Linked DNA regions of Mus musculus: region 1 is linked to region 2. A link is a loop called in an ENCODE intact Hi-C map of the cell type or tissue named here. Cell type or tissue: heart. All regions are shown on one strand. Links, peaks and the distances in the headings refer to the core of each region. The heading gives the core; the rest is flanking DNA. Region 1 holds the start of Yy1 (YY1 transcription factor). Region 2 holds the start of Wars (tryptophanyl-tRNA synthetase).

Region 1 (5,339 bases), core at 1-5,000, 100 kb after region 2:
CAACAGCCTTTCCAGGGCTCTACCTTGAGTTTACTCATGCGGGGAAGGAACTCTTCGGTGCCCTACACAGGCTTCCTGACTTTCGCTAAAAGGCGTATTAAATCAGTAAAACAAATTATCCACTTTTTTTATTCTTTTCGTGGGGGAAAACAAGACCAGAGATACTGATAACTAAGCGATTTTTATTAGTTTGTTGGCAAATATCCTAAGCTGTGTAAACCAGCCCAGTCTGTCTGCATAGGGCCCACGACTTAAAAAACAAAATTCACAACGCGTAAAGGCCGCTGAAATGCTGTGGCTCTTCCTTCCCCTAACTCCCGTTCTAGGTCGATCAGGCGAGGAGCGCGTTGGCAGCGCGGGTGACAGGTTCCAACGGCCGCCGAACCCGCACACGAGCGCCCTACGTGCCACCCAAGTCCCGCCCCGCAGCGGCGACGGCCTGGGCCAGCGTGACCGCGGGGCAGCTGCGGCGGGGCTATGCGCCGCCCGCTCCGGGAAGGGCTTCGGGGAGACGCTTCGCGTCCGAGGGGGCCGAGCTGAGCGGAGCCGAGCGGGGCGGGGCCCCGACAGCCCCCGGGGGACGGCGGGGGAGCGGCGCGCGTCCGCCCTGCGCCACGGCCCTGTCAACGCCCGGCGGGTGGTCCGGCGCGGGGCGGCGCCCTCAACCGGCCCCGCCGCACGTCCGTTGGCTCGGGCGTGGAGGGGCGCTGGCCCCTCCCTCCCCGCCCGCCGCCCCAGCCCGCTTCCGCTCGCACAAACTACGCCATTGCGGCCTAGCCGGGCGCCGCCCCTCCCCCGCGCCGCCATCTTCGCGGCCCGCCGCCCCCGCCATCTTTTGGGGCCGCCATACTTGCCCGGGCGGAGAAGATGGCGGCGCCCATCACACACATAAAACATGGCTTCCCTTCAAAACAAAAACATCCCGAGCGGCGGCGCGCCGCCTGCACTCACCCGAGGACCACATGGTGACCGAGAACTCGCCCTCCAGGGTCTTGATCTGCACCTGCTTCTGCTCCCACTTCTTATTCCCCGGGTCGGCGCCGCCGCCGCCCGCCGCGCCGGCCCCGCCGCCCAGGTAACTCTTCTTGCCGCTCTTCTTGCCGCCGCCCTTCTTCACGCGACCGCCGCCCGACGAGGCCCCGCCGCCGCTCTTGCCGGCCGCCGCCACGGTGACCAGCGTCTGCTCTATGTAGTCGTCGTCGCCGCCGGCCGGCGCGGGCACCGGGATGAGGATCTGGTCCTCGAAGCCGTCCTCGGCGCGCAGCCCGTCCGAGTCGTCCCCGCCGACCACCTCCTCGCGCGTCTGCACCAGGATCACCTCCTGGTGGTGGTGCACTTGGGTCGGGTCGTCCGTCACCAGCGGCTGCAGCGCGATCATGGGCGGGTGGTGGTGGTGGTGGTGGTGGTGGTGATGGTGGTGGCCGGCGTGCCCGTGGCCGCCCCCGCCGCCGCCGTGGTCGCCGCCGCCGCCGTCCTCGTCGTCGTCGTCCTCCTCCTCCTCCTCGCCCACCACCGTGGTCTCGATGGTCTCCACCGGGATGGTCTCCACCTCGATCTCATGCAGCTCCACGATCTCGGCCGGCATCTCCGAGCCGTCCGTGGCGATGTAGAGGGTGTCGCCCGAGGCCATGGCTGAGGGCTCCGCCGCCACGGCCGCCGCGGCAGGCGGCCTCGGCTCCTGGGCTGCGGGAGGGAGGGCGGGCGGGCGAGGAGGCGGCCGGCCGTGGGGAAGGAAGGCAGAGGGAGGAAGGCAGCGGGCGGGCGGGGGGAGAGGGGGCGGGCGGCGGGGGAAGGGGCGGGCGCGGCGGCCGCGGGGCTTCCCCGCCTCCCGAGATCGGTGCGCCCCGCGCTGGCTCGCTCGCTCGCTCGGCCGCTGCCTGTCCTGCTTCCCCGCCTGCCTTCGCCTCGCCTCGGCTGCCTGCCCTGGCTGTGGCCGCGCCTCCTCCCGCCCTCCGGGCCGGCGTTACGCTGCCCCCTGCCTCCTGCGCCTCCGCCTCCTTCCACACAAATACCAACTCCTCAACCCCGAGCCCAGATCTCGCCGCCGCCGCCGCCGCCACACTCTGCTCCGGCTCGGCCTCGCGAGACTTCCGCGGGGCTCTCGGCCCCGCCCCGTCCCCGATTCCCCACTCGCTGTTCCGGCTCTCGCTCCTCCCTCGCTACCAATCGCAGGGCCCCTCGAGGCGCCGGGGCCCCGCCTACTCCCAACCAGGGTCCTCCCGATTGGGGGGGCCCCCGCTGGGGTAGGGGGCGTGGCGGCCCGCACGCGCGCTGGCTGGCCCCCCCGGCGCGTGACGTCAGCTCCGCGCCGCCGTCGCCTTACGGCGCTCGGCGTCGCGCGAACCCCGGCGTCCGCGGTGCAACAGTGACAAAAGTGCCGCTCCGGGGCCCCAGTCGCTGACAGGAGTGGGGCGTCGGCGCTGCGCCTTACGCCTCGGGAGCCGGCGAACTTTCCGCGCGACCCAGGCGCACGGTAACGAGCTGGGGTGAAGGGGGGCGCGCGCCTGGGGCTGGCGTGCTGCCGGCGGGGCGTGCGACCGGCGGCCGCGTGGCCGCAATAAAGTCTGCTCTGACGAGAAACGCCTGTGCTTGATTTTTGGTTTCCCGTTCGTTTTGCCTTTACTCGTTACTCGGGGTCTCGTGCGGTAGCGGCACGGACGGCGTAGCCGACCGTGTGCTGCCACGGGCTCTTTGGTCGCGTGCCGGTGGGCGGCGCGCGAAGGCGACCGCGGCAAGCGGAAGCGGCGCGCGCAGCCTAGGGTTCACCGTTGGAAGTGTGTCCGTTATTCTTTTATGACCCGCGGAAACCGGAGACCCAGCCGTTGGGTGCCTGTTGGAACGAAGGGTCTGGCTGCTCCTGTCGAGCGACTCCACTATTGTAGCTTTCTGAAAACTCCCTTCTATCTTTGAATAACTTGACACAGGCTTCGCCTATTCCTCGCTCATAAACATTCCTTTTGCCGAAAAGGACTATTTAAAAATATTCCTTTTAAATAGTCTTTGCATTTAGCTCTTTGAAAATTCCATGTCTTTTGTGATTTCCCTATTATAAGTAACAGCTTAGGTTTTCCTTGTTCAAATCATCAAATTGCTTAAGATACATTGTAGTGAAGTGTTTCTTCTGTGCTTCCTTTCGATAGACCAGGTGTGGTTTAAAGCAACATAAAGTTAGATTGCCTTTTTTTTTTCCAAGAACCGAAAATTTGAGCCAAGTGTATCTTATTTGTTTCTTAGATTTAACGGTCAGCTTCATCTGTTGAATATTCTGGATTACTTTTATCTACCGGAGTTGTTAGTGTTGAGGCAGGAGAGTATTCTAAATGCATTACATGCATCTTAGGCCAAACTTAAACAGTTGGGCATCTTATAATTTTAAACATACTTAGCAAGGTGTCCTTGTGCAGGTTTTTAATCTTTGGAGAGGGAGGTAAGTCAGGAGTTTAAAGCCAGCCTTGGCTACGTGTATAGTTTTCTGAAATACCTCGTTTCTAGGTTAACTACATAGCCCCCTCTATCCCAAAACTTTCTTCTGCTCCTGATTCCTAGGTTTGAAGATACACATTTGTGCTACAACATCTTACCTTGAATCCCTTAATCTCGGCATGAAGACAAATGATTATTGACATGCATTTTAAAGGGCATTTCTTGCCGGGCAGTGGTAGCACACGCGTTTAATCCCAGCACTTGGGAGATAGAGGCAGGTGGATTTCTGAGTTCCAGGACAGCCTGGTCTACAGAGTGAGTTCCAGGACAGCCAGGGCTACACAGAAAAGCCCTGTCTCGAAAAACCAAACAAAAGGGAAAAAAAAAAAAAAGGCATTTGTTTTCCTCCCACCTATATGAGCAGAAGCTTTGATGTCTCTGAAATTGCTGTCATTTCCCATTTTTCTGAAATGTACTTTAAATGCATTTAAGGTATGAATGTGGGAAGGCTGGGGGGTAAGAGTGGACAAAAAAAAATTGTCCGTTAAAGAGAACCTGATACCTCAGGTTTATCCAAGCTGAATTTATTGAGAATTTACTTGTGTGAGTCATGTATACTAGATAAGCATATTATCACACATCTACAAACAAAAGGGATGTGTGTGTGTCTGTTATATATTTCTTGCTGTCCTGGAACACGGTATGTTGACCAGGCTGGCCTCAAACTCAGAGATGCACCTGCCTCTGCCTCTTGAGTAAGATTAAAGAAAGGCATGTGCTACCAGACCCAGCCTCTTTCTTCCTTTGAGTGAAATCAGGCCAGTTATTAAATGTTTGTAGACAAGCATGGTGGCTCATGGTTGTAATTCTAGGGCTCAGGCAGCTGAGACAGAAGGATCACCCAAAGTTACAGGGAAGTTTGGGCTACATACAACTTGTCTCAAAAACAAAACAAAAAATCTGACTGTACCATATTTCTACATTTGATAGTTTGAGATTGGTTCAAGCTCTATATTCATGCTATTTGTGTAACAGCTAAGAATTTGGCTCCTTTGTGAAATCAGTCAGGAGACAGTCTTGTTATGGAGCCTAGATTTGTCTTGAACTCACAGCCGTCCTTTGCCTCAGTCTCTCCAGGGCTGGAATTGCAGTGCGTGCAGCGCTACACCTGCTGATCATGCATTTAGGTTATTGTTTAGTTGCTGAATAATTCATTCAAATAATTTGGGCTCTTCCTCAATATAGAATTGAAACTATTAGAGCTAGACAGGAAAAAGTGGAGTACTTTTTTAGTTGTAGAAGCTAGAGGTCTTTGTCTTACTTTTAGATCTTAACATCTGGACTACAAAAGAGATACACCCCTGAAACCAACACATATATTATTAGGTTTAGAGTTTGTATCTGGGTAAAATAATCTGACTATACATGAAGCATTCCATATCATGTCTGTAAACCAACACCATTTATTCAGTATTTCATTTATTTTTTTGTACAGCCTTTGTCAAATTCTTTCTCTTAGATCAAATGGCTTGTTGTGAATGAATCTGACTATTGTTCATAAATAAAGGAAAGTTGGAATTTTATCATAATTTAACTTCCATGTTTCTTTGTTCATACAGTGTCTTTCAATGGGTACATAATGGTTTCATATCGACTTTTCATACATATACAGTTATGTCAATAAACATACACCTCTCCACTCCTGCTCCCACTCCCACTCACCCTCTTCCTCTCCCCAGCTAGCCCCTCTACTTTATGTCATATTCATGTCTGTCTGTCTATCTCCCCGTCAGTTACATTCTGATGGTAGTGTTTGTAACCACATTTCACTACGTAGCTGTTGCGATGTGAAATTGCAGGGAGTTGCTTTCTCTTTAGCTGTTGCCATGTGAAATTGCAGGGAGTTGCTTTCTCTT
Region 2 (5,370 bases), core at 49-5,048:
AGTCATACTATAATTTATTAATACTGTATAGTGCTATGGCAAGGCAGTGTTGGAAAAGATAGGAATGAGGCAGGAAAGACCAAAGATCTGAGGCTGATGATAGAGAACTCTCTCCAATGTACCAAAGAGAACTACAGAAATTCCCAAAGAGTGTGTGTAGCCTGTGCCCACCCACTGCCTGCCTGACTCGAATCAGTAAAGTATCCCAGTTGCTTACACCTAAGAGCCACTGGGAGTTGTTTTCCCTTGTCTTACCTTGAAGGTTTTGTCCATGGAAGCAGAGAGAAGCATGTGGCTCTTGCAAAAGACTGGACACCACTGAATGCTGTTGACCGGGCCCCTGTGGCCTCGAAGGTGGAAAAGCACTTTCTTGGGGACCGTAGTCTCTCTGTACTGACTGTTCAAATATGGCTGGATGAACTCAGACACTGTGGGAGCCACACAGAGTGGGGCCGGGGCACACCCTGCAGGAGGTCCCGGGGGCTCTCCATCTTTGCCCCCACCTGCTTCTGGATTCAGCGCTTGCAGCTGCCTTAGCCTCTTGGGGATATAGGGAAGCACACAGTCCTCACCCCTTTTCCTCTGAGAAGAGCTGGCATTTCCAGCTGTGCTTTCAAATGTGCTTTGATCATGAGAAGGTTTGAGGACGTCCCAGGCAGGTTTTAGTGGCTTAAGACAGGCAGCTGCTAGGGGCACGTGGCCGACTGGAGCCCGGCTCATCCACAGAGAAGGACGAGGAGGCTCACTGGGAGGGAAAGTGGTATCAGGTTCCTTTGAGGGCCACTGTAGCCTCTGGCTGGGACAAGACCCAGGGTCACTTCTCCAGAGCCGAGCCAGCGGCAGACGTTGCATCCCTGGGTCTTCATTAGGAGAGTTCCCTGTGTGCTGTGCCCCCTCTTTGGTCACGCCCACTGTGCTAGATGCAAACCCCATCCCAGACGGCCTGCTCATACCAGAGGCGTCACTTATCTGACCTGCAGCGTCCCCACTTCTGGCAGGGTCAGCCTCGGTCTCGGAGTCAGAATCATCATATGCCACCAGCGAGGCCATACAGTCACACAAAGGTGACTTCCTAGAAGTAAACAAGATCTAGAGTTAGCAACCGTTAATAACGCGAGTCGTTCTGCACTTCGGGGCAGGATGTCCCCTTGAAGCTCAAAGACGTCAAACTCCACAAGCACAAACACATACAGAATAGAAAAGGATTTCAGATATTTCAACATAGAGAAATTATGTTTGGCGCAGGAAAGGTAGCTCAGTGATTAGCAGCGTGTACTGCTCTCCCAGAGGACCCACCCTGGGCAGCTCACAGCCACAGCAGTCCTGGCTCCTGAGGATCCAATGCCCTGTTCTGAGCTCCATGACTACCTGCATTCGCATGTACAAGCTCACACACCAACGATAGGTGCATGCGCGCAATTAAAAATAGGAAACATACCTTTTTAAAAGGGGAAACTAAAAAATATAGTTTGGGCTGCAAGATGACTCGGTGGATTAAAGGCACTCGTCATCACACCTAAGCTCAGTCCCTGGAACCTACACAGTGGAAAGAGAAAAACCAACTCATGAAAAATTTCCCTTGACCTCAGCATGTGAGCCTTAAGACGCATGCTGTCTCCCAGTTATGTATACAATAAAAGGTTTGTTTGTTTGTTTGTTTGTTTTTTAAAAAAAAAGGGGGGGGGAATGATATTTGACAAGGTATGTATGTTAACCCTAATTTAAATATTACATAATATATAAAAACCCAAGTAATAGTAAAAAAAAAATGGGTCTCCTACTAAATAGAAATAATTAGTTACTGTGTGTGTGTGTGTGTGTGTGTGTGTGTGTGTGTGTGTGTGTGTTCAGACAGGGTTTCTCTGGGTAGCTGCAGCTATCCTAGAACTTGCTCTGTAGACCAGGCTGACCTCACACTTACCGAGATCCTTCTGCCTCTGCTTCCTTAGTGCTGGGATTAAAGGCCTGGGCCTCCACTTCCTGGTTTTACAGATAATTTTTTAAATGGAAACCTCTGTGGGGCTGGGGCTAAAGCTCGCTGACAGAATTCTTGTCAACACATGCAAGGTTCTGGGTTTGCCCCTCCGCACTGCAAAGCAGAAGAGAAGAAAAAAGAGAATGTAGAAAAAGAGCACGAGGGCAAGAGGGACCTGGGTATGGCAGCACCCACCTTTGAGCCTAGCATTCGTGATGCTGAGGCAGGAGGATTATGACTTCAAGGACACCCTGGGATACCTAGGCAAGACCCAGTCTTTAAAAACAAACAACCTCAGCCTGGAGATGATGATGTACACCTATAATCCCAGCACTCAGGAGGCAGAGACAGGTGGATTTCTGAATTCGAGGCAGCCTGATCTGCAGAGTGAGTTCAAGGACAGCCAGGGTCACACAGAGAAACCCTGTCTCTAAAAACAAACAAACAAAAAAAAAGAAAAAATCCGTGTCCAGAGAAACAGAGCAACTGCAGAGTACTGCCCGGGCACGTACAAAGCCCAGGTTGGGTCCTAAGTCACCAGTCAACCCAACTGTGGCAAGAGCAATTCTAAACATGGCATCCAAATCTGTTTGTTTCACCCCAAATGCATAGGTTCACAGGGTACTAAATTTCCATTCAAAAGTTTTTCCTGGAATTCTGAGCATTCACAAATTTCTATCAGCTAGTTCTCAGTAAGAATTGCTTTGGTCTAAAACTCAGTATTAATTCTGTGAGTACAGACAGAAAGAAAATAAGGATGCTGAGCATATCTCAGCCAGCAGAGGGTGGAGTGGGACAAAGTGCAAGCCTGGGCCATGGACCAGCTAGCCCGCTTCTTTTTTTATGCTTGTGTGTTTGCTGTGTAAGTGTATGCATGCCTATGCGAATGTGCAAACCTGTTCTCCTAAATACAAGGAGGCCAGAAGATGGAGTCCTGTGCTGTTTCACTTTCTATCTATTCGAGACATAGTCTGTCTGTGACCTCTTACAGGTTGAGTTACAAGCAAGTGTGAAATGGCTTGTTACATGGGTGCTGGGATCCAAACTTTGGTCTTCATGATTTCAAAACAAGTGTCTTTAACAGATGAACCTCCCTAGCCCATTACAAGTACTCACTATGTAAGCCAGGCTGGTCTTAGTCCAGTCTTCCTGCCTCAGCCTTCAGAGTGCTGGCATTACAAGTATATATCACCATGTCAGATCACACACTGGGCTCCAAAATTCCACTCAAAGCCTTCCACATCTGTCCCCTAATGGCATTATTTGCCCTAAGAATCCCACTGCCATACAAGTCTGCTCATCATCCAATGCCTGTAGCTATCATTCCTACCAGCAGCTGAATCCAGGCAGGTAACAATGTCCACATTTAGAAACATCTTCGAAAAAGGACTTCTAAAACCAGCTTTCCACTCTCCAACCAAACTAAGATCCCACTAGAGACTAACCACACAGAGATAGACCCATGCTCTGCAAATAATTTGATCTCTACATATTCAGCAGGGAGTTGAGGCCAATCTCCTGGTTCCTCAAATGAAACCCATCTGATTCCCACCACCATACTATATAGAGCTCGGTCACAGCCTGGGTTTTAAGCTACACGGTTATCTGCAGGGTAGACTCACAAAAGAGGCCTATAGCAGATCTGAGGACAGTGTGGCTCATCAGCTCCACAGGGGATAGAAAATGAACGACAGCAAGGGACTGGACACCAGATGCACCACACATAGATTTCATTCTCTCACTCAACATCTGCCACAGTAGGCAAAACAGTAAATGATGTCCTTCATTCATCACACTCCCAAGCCATAGAAAGACAAAAACATCCCTGACTCGTGAGCCAGACGATGTCGTGGACTTGTGAACTCAAAAGGAAAAGGATACAGGGTAGCTGGGCCCAAGACTGCATCTTTTTCTGGAGCTGAGACAGGTCTCAGAGAGACTACACCAGTGTGACGCTCTGAAGAGGTTGAGGGAACTAAGGTGTTCACAATACTGTGACTAAAACAGAACCAATACCAATGAAGAGGAGTCAAGGGTGAGTCAAGAAAACATATATGAAGGGAGACGGCTGAGAGAGATGCACACCGTTTAGGAGATGATGGTAGCCATCTTGTACCCAAGTCCAAAAAATGCCATGAGAAAGGGGGGGGGGGGGAGGTGAAACCAAGAGGAAGAGGCTAAATGGGGGAAAAAGAGGACTGAGGACTGAAGTCGAATACTGAAAAGCTAAAGGGAGCACGGATACATGGGGCAGGGTGTCCTGTGTGCTTAGCTCACTGTCCAAGAAGCCTCAATCTGGATGAATTTGCAGACAGCAAGGTGATGGGGCAGGGAACTGGGAAAGTTAAAGACAGAATTTTCCCGTTCAACACACGGGTCCTAGTTTCCTACTCTGTGTTAGGCACTATGATAGATCTGATGTGGGTAGAAATTCACACGGATCTTGCCCCAGAGGCCATGGATACAGGATGGGAAACAAAAAACAGACACGGGTTTTGAAGGATGAGTAAGTTAGCCAAGCTGTCAACACTAATGGGTAAAGAGTTCAGAGCACAGCACTCTAGGAATGAACGGGAAGAACAGGAAGGCAAGCGGCGAGCTGAGCCCGGCGCTAAGAAGCGAGAAGCATGCGGCCGCCACATCCCGGCCCCCTCCCTCCCGGGCCCGCCGCTCACCACACACACACACACACGGAAGCTCTTGGTCCACCCCTACAACGGTCCGGCCAGCACTCGGGCCGCCCAGTCGCGTTCCACCACGACGCCAGCAATTTCAGCCAATCGGAGATGGTCTCTGCCCTCCTCTGCCTGGACAGCCAATAGCGGCATGCCGAGACCGGAAGTTATTCCAGCCGGCTGGTGTTTCCACGGACGCCCAAGAGGTACCGGTGGCTGAACTTGGGGGTGCTGACTGGTGGGGCCGAAGTGGGGGCCGCCGGTAAGTGAGGAGGGGGTGGTCACTGCGCCGGGAGCGAGGGAGGGATGCCGAGGTGGCGCCGGGGCCTTCGGTTGACGCCCCGGCGCCGCGCCCCGAGGATCCAGCTCGGAACCGGGCTGTCTGTTCTCTGGGCACCTGTACCACGAGGGACCGGGAGGCTGCGGCGGCGCCGCCCACCCAGCCTGTCATCGTTTCCCACCGCCTGGGCTTTGCCCTGTAGGATCTCTTTGCCCTGTACGAAGTGTTTGTAAAGCCCCTGGTGCCCGTTTCACAGATGAGGAATCCTAAAGAGAAGCAGAGAAGGAACGCTACTTGCCCACGGTTTTATGATAGCACACCAAGCTCTATGTCCAACATTAAAAGCCTATCTTTCCGCTGCAGTGCACAACTTCAGAGCAAGGCTGCTTCGGGAAGGCAGTGATGTACAAAGCGATATGCCCGTCCTATTTGTCGCTACA

Evidence for each region. A loop is a pair of places that touch in the nucleus more often than their neighbours do. Peaks named below come from ENCODE experiments on the same cell type or tissue, not always from the same donor. Only the 100,000 strongest peaks of a DNase experiment are listed, where the experiment ranks them.
Region 1: a loop joins it to region 2, with 4 times the contacts of the local background. A loop is called at or near these places in 9 of 42 quality-filtered maps.

The regions. Positions count from the first base shown.
Region 1 is chr12:108,789,704-108,795,042 of GRCm38, reverse strand. It overlaps Yy1 (YY1 transcription factor), which reads right to left and starts at 1,746. Exons shown (of 5, transcript NM_009537.4): 1 at 952-1,746. The coding sequence starts at 1,630. In heart, for the core only: CTCF peaks have their summits at 1,977 and 2,754; DNase peaks (open chromatin) are centred at 562, 1,412, 2,132, 2,692 and 1 weaker place; H3K4me3 peaks cover 3,851 bases; H3K27ac peaks cover 3,450 bases.
Region 2 is chr12:108,893,611-108,898,980 of GRCm38, reverse strand. Wars (tryptophanyl-tRNA synthetase) reads left to right here and starts at 4,807. Exons shown (of 10, transcript NM_001164314.1): 1 at 4,807-4,912. It overlaps Wdr25 (WD repeat domain 25), which reads right to left and starts at 4,709. Exons shown (of 7, transcript NM_177602.3): 1 at 4,668-4,709; 2 at 256-1,072. The coding sequence starts at 1,050. In heart, for the core only: a CTCF peak has its summit at 2,752 (motif pointing right); a DNase peak (open chromatin) is centred at 4,760; H3K4me3 peaks cover 1,272 bases; H3K27ac peaks cover 1,090 bases.